Regions from separate parts of the Mus musculus genome. Here region 1 is linked to region 2. Evidence: chromatin contacts called from ENCODE Hi-C or POLR2A ChIA-PET data. All regions are on one chromosome and are shown on one strand. Each heading gives the region's core, a stretch centred on a gene start or an enhancer-like site at or near the end of the contact. The rest is flanking DNA. Distances are from core to core; before and after follow the strand shown. Region 1 holds the start of Ghdc (GH3 domain containing). Region 2 overlaps Stat5b (signal transducer and activator of transcription 5B).

The links. A loop is a pair of places that touch in the nucleus more often than their neighbours do. ChIA-PET counts read pairs that join two places held with the same protein, here RNA polymerase II (POLR2A).
Region 1: a loop to region 2 is called in a map of T-helper 2 cell, with 1.9 times the contacts of the local background. The contact joins the promoter of Ghdc here to the enhancer-like site in region 2. A Hi-C loop is called at or near these places in 1 of 37 maps with a recorded cell type or tissue (T-helper 2 cell). POLR2A ChIA-PET finds 5 or more read pairs at or near these places in 1 of 5 experiments (Patski).

Annotation. Positions count from the first base shown.
Region 1 is chr11:100,769,333-100,773,229 of GRCm38, forward strand. Ghdc (GH3 domain containing) reads right to left here and starts at 1,625. Exons shown (of 9, transcript NM_031871.1): 1 at 1,547-1,625; 2 at 738-1,018; 3 at 324-445; 4 at 1-197. The coding sequence starts at 1,005.
Region 2 is chr11:100,803,142-100,806,970 of GRCm38, forward strand. Stat5b (signal transducer and activator of transcription 5B) reads right to left here. Exons shown (of 19, transcript NM_001113563.2): 3 at 1,729-1,885. Among named protein-coding and RNA genes, the nearest start is that of Ghdc, 34 kb to the left of the region's middle. Within about 2 kb of position 2,435, at least 1 of the 3 ENCODE cell types and tissues checked has a DNase peak (open chromatin) inside an H3K27ac peak, as active enhancers do.

The DNA.
Region 1 (3,897 bases), core at 375-2,874, 35 kb before region 2:
AGCCCCGGGGATATCAATGCCTCCAGCAGCAGGGTCCGGGGGTCCTTGGCTCCATCGGGGCTTACCCGGCCCAGGGCGTGCCCAAGCCAGGGGACAGAGCAGGGCCATGGCGATGTAGGGGTCACACAGGCAGTACTTCCTGGAGCCAGCGCTTCTGGGTAGGCCTTGTTTAGGGTTATTAGACCCAGCAGGGTGGCCTGGAGGGAGACAGGAGGGCCTGTCATTCAGACCTTAGAACCAGACCCCAGCTACCATAGCGGGCCTTCTTTGTACCTCCTTTTGGGAGGGGTCTGCTGTTGTGAGGTGGAGGTACCTCTGTTTACCTGCAAAGAGGCGTCTCCATGGTACTGGGGGGAGGCAGGGGATGGGAGCGTCTCTTCACTTTCTTGCTCCTGAGTGTGGCTGGTTTGGGTCAGTGGAAGATGATTCCGGAAGGTTCTCATATCTGTAGACCCCCCCCCCAAAAAAAATCAGAAACTCCTCAGGAAGTGAGAAGACTGTGGAGAGCCTTGAGAAAGGAACCCAGAAAGGGCCTGGGAAATGAGGTGAAGGCTAGACCAGGGCCCAGCAAAGGAAAACCCATCCTAATAGGTGTCAGGTTGTAAGCCATGGTAGGGCTCTGCACCAGGCCACATCATATTGGTGGTAAATGAAGGGGCCCTTGAGTTCTAGAATCTGACTGCCTTGTGGGCTATTTTCTCTCCTTGGGTCACCTCCCCCAGGTGCCAGAAACACACCTGTGTCCTCCCTGGGGAGACAGCAGGAGCCCTGGGCTTTCTTCAGACACCACATGAGGGCCTGCTGCTGGCTCTGGCCCACATTCAACGTGCTCCGGTCTAGTCTCCACTGCTGCCAGGCGGCTGCCCAGCCCAGCATCCCCCAGGCCACTCGGTGTTGGAGACTGATCAGCCAGCATGGCCTGGCACCCCGAGACCTCTGCTGCCAGAGTATGGCCAGCAGGGGCACGAGGAGGAGCAGCAGCAGCAGCAGCCACAGCAGAAGCATCTCCAAGGAGCTCCTGGGAGAGGAATGGAATGGAATGGGGTGTGAGGGGGATAACCATGTCTTCCCACACACTCCGCCGCATACAGAAAACAGAGGAAGGAGACGACGGTGGTAGGAAGCCAGGGCCCTGTTAGGCAGGCAATATGGAAGAGAGACCCTCAAGAATCTGGCACCCTGGCCGGGCGTGGTGGCGCACGCCTTTAATCCCAGCACTCGGGAGGCAGAGGCAGGTGGATTTCTGAGTTCGAGGCCAGCCTGGTCTACAGAGTGAGTTCCAGGACAGCCAGGGCTACACAGAGAAACCCTGTCTCGAAAAACCAAAAAGAATCTGGCATCCTACTAACTGGCATCCTTGCTTCTCGAGCTAGAAGAACAGCTCTGACAGCTCCTCCCTCCTTCGTAAGAGGAGAGGGCTGGGCGTGACATTTTTACCCACTCCCAAGTGACTTTGCTTTCTCTCAGGATCTTCCCTGCCCTGGTCCCGTTTCCCAGTAGAGCCCTGGGTATATATATACACCTGTCACAGCCTATTTCTGCTTACTTTCAGCACCCCGGGACCCCTCAGGGTCCCTCAGTGTGTCTGGTCGCAGTCCTGAAAGTTGAAGTGATGACTTTAAAAGGCAGGGCTTGGGCAGGAAATCCGGCCTGACTGGGAGGACCCGGGGGTGGGGCGGAATGTTCTTAAAGGAACAAGTTACCTAAAAGGTAACTTGTTGAGTTGCTGGCTCAGGTTGGCAGATGGAGGGAGTTAAGGCCAGGGTGGCAAGATCGTCGAGAAAGACAGGGAGGTGTGTGTGGAAAGAGTGCTTGCTTTCCATTCAGGAGCAGATTCAGACTCAAGTAAAAACCACAGCTGCCGAGGTGTGGTCGTGCAGACTAGTTGTTGCAGCCCTAGGGTATGTGCCAGCAAGAGGTCAAGGTCAGCCGGGCAGTGGTGGTGCACACCTTTGATCCCAGCACTCAGGAGGCAGAGGCAGGTGGATTTCTGAGTTCGTGGCCAGCCTGGTCTACAGAGTGAGTTCCAGGACAGCCAGGGCTACACAGAGAAACCCTGTCTCGAAAAACCAAAAAAAGAAAGAGAAGGAGAGAGAGAGAGAGAAAGAAAGAGAAAGGTCCTGTTCCATCTCCACACCCCCCACCCAAAAGAGGACAAGGTCACCCACAGCTACAGCTACATAACAAGTTCAAGGCCAGTCTGAGCTACACGTCTTTTCTTTCTTTCTTTCTTTCTTTCTTTCTTTCTTTCTTTCTTTCTTTCTTTCTTTCTTTCTCTCTCTTTCTTTCTCTCTCTCTCTCTCTCTCTTTCTTTCTTTCTTTCTTTCTTTCTTTCTTTTTGGAAAGGGATGTTTGCCTCCCTCCTCACCTTTTGAAAATTTATTTATTTTATATGAGTACACTGGAGCTGTCTTCAAACACCCCAGAAGAGTGCATCAGATCTCATTACAGATGGTTGTGAACCACCATGTGGTTTCTGGGATTTGAACTCAGGACCTCTGAAGAGCAGTCAGTGCTCTTAACCACTGAGCCATCTCTCCAGCCCCATATCTTAAAAAAACACCACCACCACCACCAACAAAAAAAAAAAACCACAAAACCAAATAAACAAACCAAAAACCCATTCTACATAATGCATCTGCAATCCCTGCATTTGGGAGAGGCTGGGGAAGAGGAATGGCTCCACTAAGTCAGCGGCCAGTGTGGGCTACATAGCAGGTGCTGCCTTACAGGGTAAATAATAGCTTGTGAATAAGACCTTGTGGTGCATACTTTTAATCTCCACGTTCAGAGGCAGAGGTAGAAGGAGCTCTATGAGTTCAAGGCCAACCTGATCTACACAGTAAGTTCCAGGACAGCCAGGGCTATATAGAGAGTCCCTGCCTCAAATAAAATAAATAAAAGAATAACAAAACATCAACAAACAAATATCCAAAGTTGTCCCCAGTCTGTAAATCTCCACAAAATTAGTTAAAGAAAATGACTTCCACCTAGGTGGCCTTAAACCTGAATGCAGTGTGTGCCATAGGCAATCTGCTAAGAAACCTCCAAGACAGACATACATACAGACAGACAGACTGCAACCCACCCCCTTCTACAGACAAGCTGACACAGTCAGTTATACTATGGCAGGTCCTTAAGTAGGATGGCTTACAGCAGTTTGTCATATATGGGTCAATCAAATTTTCCTGGTAATTGGTGTGTCTGAATTTACTGACTTTATCTCAGAAAAGCAAAACCAAATACACAAATTAATTAAAAAACCAAAACCTACTTGAAATATTTATTTTGTTTTTAAACATTTTTTTATTGGTTCTTTGTGATTTCACAACATTGTCCCCTAATCCCTTATTTCTTATTTTAAGTGCTTTGATATTTTACCTGTGTGTGTCTCTGTGTGTGAGGCTTAGATCTCCTGGAACTGGAGTTACAGTTTGTGAGCTGCCATGTGGGTGCTGGGAATTGAACGTTGGTCCTTTGGAAGAGCAGCCAGTGCTAGCCCTGAAATATTTCTTTTTAGTGTGTGTGTGTGTGTGTGTGTGTGTGTGTGTGTGTGTCACAGATGCTTGTGAGCCACCTAACAGGGATGAAAGAAGACTTGGCCTTCTGAAATGGCAGTAAGTGCTGAGGGCTCTCCAGCCACTCCTCCTAACCCCCTTCCTGCCCGCCCCCCTCCCCCCTTTTTTGAATCATGGTGTTAGTTCAGGATGACTTTGAACTTGATAGATAGCTAATACTGACTTTGAATTCTTTATTTTTTTTTAAAAGTTTATTTATTTAATGTATATGAGTACATCTTAGCTGTTTTCAGACAACCAGAAGGGGGCATCGAATCCCATTACTCCCATGGCTGTGAGTCACCATGTGGTTGCTGGGAATTGAACTCAGGACCTCTGG
Region 2 (3,829 bases), core at 1,185-3,684:
AGGGAATAAGTGATTATTTTAAAATGTTAATATCAAAGCCAAAATAAGGTCGAAAAATGAATGTTTTCAGGTTAAAGAAAAGGGAAAGGTGGACAGGACTGCTGGGACAAGATGACTGCTTAATGTTCAATGCTTAACGTTCAAGACTAGCATAGGCTACAACACTATGGAGGCCCTATCTCCAAAACAGACACGTCACAAAGTTGAAACCAAACCAGATAAAACATTAAAGAGATATGTCAACTAGATATCATATGAGGCTTTGGACTGGACCCTGGACTGGAGGGACACTTGTGAGTCAGTTGACAAATGGATAATAGAGACAGAATAGTAAGTAAAAGTTTGTGTGAATGTTAAACACACTAAATTGAATAACTGTATTGTGACCCTGTAAGGGAAGTTCATGTTCTTAGAACATACATGCTGAGATACTCAGGGGAGAGATGTATGTAACTTACTCGCAACTAGAAATGTGTGTGTGTGTGTATGTGTGTGTGTGTGTGTGTGTGCATGTGTACGTGAAGGTATGTGTGTGTATGTGTCTGCATCTGTATGTGTATGTTTGTATGTGTGTGTATTGTGTAACTATGTGTGTGTGTTGTATGAGTATGTGTGTATGTGTGAGAGTGTGTATGTGTGTATGTGTACATGTGTACATGAAGGTGTGGGGGCAGGAAAGGGAGAGAGGAGCGTGAGAGAGATGATGATGTAAATGAACCTGAGCATATGAAGGGGGCCTTGTTGTACCTCTGCTGCAACTTTCTGCAAATTCAAAATTATTTTGAAATAAGAAGTTAAAAGAGAGTAAAAGTCATGGCTGGGAGTGGTGCTTACCTACAGCCCATACTGGGGGTGGAGTGGAATTGATGCAGGAGGATCCCCAGTTTGAGGCCAATCTGACCTAAATAGTGAAACTTTTCATTTCTTTTTAAATAAAGATTAGTTTCTATTTTTATTTCTGTGTCTGTATGTCACTTGTGGGTGGATGCCTGTTGAGGTCAGAAGAGGGCTCCAAGCCCCAGGTTACTGTGAGTTTCCTGATGTGGGTGCTGAGAGCTGAACCCAGGTCCTCTACAATAGCAGCACGCTGGCTGGTTTTCTATCAACCTGACACAAATTAGAGTCATCAGAAGAGGGCGCCTCAGTGGAGAAAAATGCCTTCTTATGATAGGTTTGGGTTGTAGGAAAGCCTATAGGGCATTTTGTTAATTAGTGATTGATGTGGGAGGGCCCAGCCCATTGTGTGTGGGGCCGCCCCTGGGCTGGTGGTTCTGGGAGCTATGAGAAAGCAGGCTGAGCAAGCAATGGGGAGCAAGCCAGTAAGCAGCATTCCTCTATGGCCTCTGTATCAGCTTCTGCCACCAACTTCCTGCTTTGTTTGGGTTCCTGTCCCGACTTCCACCAATGACGAACTGTGATGTGGAAGTGTAAGCCAGATAAACGGTGTTCTCCTCAATTCACTTTTGGTCATAGTGTTTCATCACAGCAATAATAACCCTAAGACAAGCAGGAAGCGCTCTTAACCACAGAACCAACTCTCCAGCCCCACGGTGAGACTCTTGTCTCAAAGAAGGTAACAGCCGCAACCACAAAGCCAATCAAAACCATGTGCGTGAAACACACATTTCTACGATGCCGGGTTAAAGATCAGAACACGTGTCTACAGAAAATTAAATGAAGAAGTCCTCAAGAGGGCAGGGCCTAAGTGTGGCCAGTGTTTGTACCCACCTGGAGCTGTGTGGCATAGTGCCCCAGCTTGATCTTCAGCAAAAACCCATCTTCCCCCACCTGGTGCTCCGCCTTCTTCTGCAGCTCCTGCACCAGGCCCTCCAGGAGCTGGGTGGCCTTAATGTTCTCCTGTGGATTATCAAGATCTATTGAGTCCCTAGGGGAAAAAAATTACACAATCTGTATACATACATGCATAGGAGCCTGTACACATGCAGCCTTTACATACTACATTTGTTTTGTGGGTGCTGGGATTATAGGTGTGAGCCATCATGGGAGTCTGGAACGTGATTTCTTCTATAATTCACGGGTTAAGAAACACCCCGACATAAGTTGGCTAAATGTCTACAATGCCTGACTCTACAATTCTTTTAGCTGAGCTTTACACTTCTTTCTCTAAATACTCCTTCCTCCCTTCCCTTTACTGACTGACTCTGATATTAACCCACCCCCTCCTAGGAATAAAGGGAATAAGGGGTCTTCTAACTTCCAGTTTATACTCGTATCTCCAGGGTATGTGGGACAGGGTATATAGTTCTGCATGTTCTTTCCAACCTTGACTGGCTCCAGGCCCCCAGTCACTGCCCTTCCTAAGGGACCCTGGAAGGGAGGCATCAGGACAGAAGATGCCTACAAGTATTCACACCCAGGAGAATAGTCTGTCATCACTGCAGATATGGGACCTGGAAATAACACTGACTCCTCCAGTGAAGGCGAGAAGCCAGTCCCCAGACCTCGTGTCATCCTGAGCTGTTCAGCTGGTGACAGGGGTTGGGTCCACTTCCTCCTTATCTTCTTTCTTTTTGTCCTTAAAAGATTTTTGTCTACTAAGTTAGGCAACAATTGCTGCTGGGTAATACTTAAGTGACTTAGCACGCTGACAAACCAAACAGCTGTCAGGCTGAAATAATATCTAATTACTGCTGACCAGGTCCACAGCCAGGGAAGAGAGCCAGCGGCAGCTAAAAGACAGCCACCCACAAATCCCTGAAGTTAGCAAGTGGCTGGTGGCAAACAGCTAGGCAGACGCGCACCAAAGCCCTGAGACGACCTTACCAGAGACCACCCAACCTGTGTCTGGAAAGGGTAGGGACAAAGCCAATTTTTAGAAGTGTATTCTCTATGGGTTGAAGAAAATATGTATGAAGTGGAAGGCTAGACGGGCTGCAGGCACAGCCTTGCTCCTCTGTTCTGACTGGGAGCCCACTGTTGAAAGGATCTAGTCTTTTTTTGTTTGTTTGTTTTTTCAAGACAGGGTTTCTCTGTATAACCCTGGCTGTCCTGGAACTCACTTTGTAGACCAGGCTGGCCTTGAACTCAGAAATCCACCTGCCTCTGCCTCCCAAGTGCTGGGATTAAAGGCGTGCGCCACCACTGCCCGGCTGAGAGGATCCAGTCTTTGAACAGAACACAGGAGTCTGGTTCTCAATTTGGACTCAACCATAGCCTACAATCAGAGACTTCATGACAGCTTCAATACGAAGAGCTGGAAACTCTTCGGTGATATCTCTATTTCTCTATGGGGAAAAAACAAAACCCTACCTAAAACCCACGTTTTCCTTAATATCAACCCCAATTTCCCAAAGCTTATTCAATAAGTAGACTACTCAGGAGATCTGCTGGCTGAAAGCCCATTTGCCTAGGACTGTCTCGAGTTCCTAGGCTTAAGTAATTCCCCTGCCTCAGCTTCCTGAGTAGCTGGAATTACAGGAATGCGCTGTTGTACTCGAATAAACGAAAGTTGGCTTTTGTTCTCTCTTTTGTGGTATGGAGCCAGTCTGCTTAGCTGGACGAATGCTCTACCGCTGATCTAGCCTCTAAGTGAGATTTTTAATCAGCAGAAACTTCCTATTAATGTTTTCCGAAATCTCCCAAATCATTAAAACAGAAAGAAAAGGAAAAGGACTGGACTAATTGAGGTGTGTTTGATGTTCTCATATTTAGTCAGTTTTTCCCCCTCTTAATTATATGAAGCTGGGATTTTTTTTTTAATTGCCTTCCTTCGGCAGGCTTGTTTCTGAACGGAGCCTTGCTAACAAGCTGTAGCAATTACTGTAAGGCAACATCTCCAGTGGGTAGGGACAGCCTTCTCCCAGCAGCA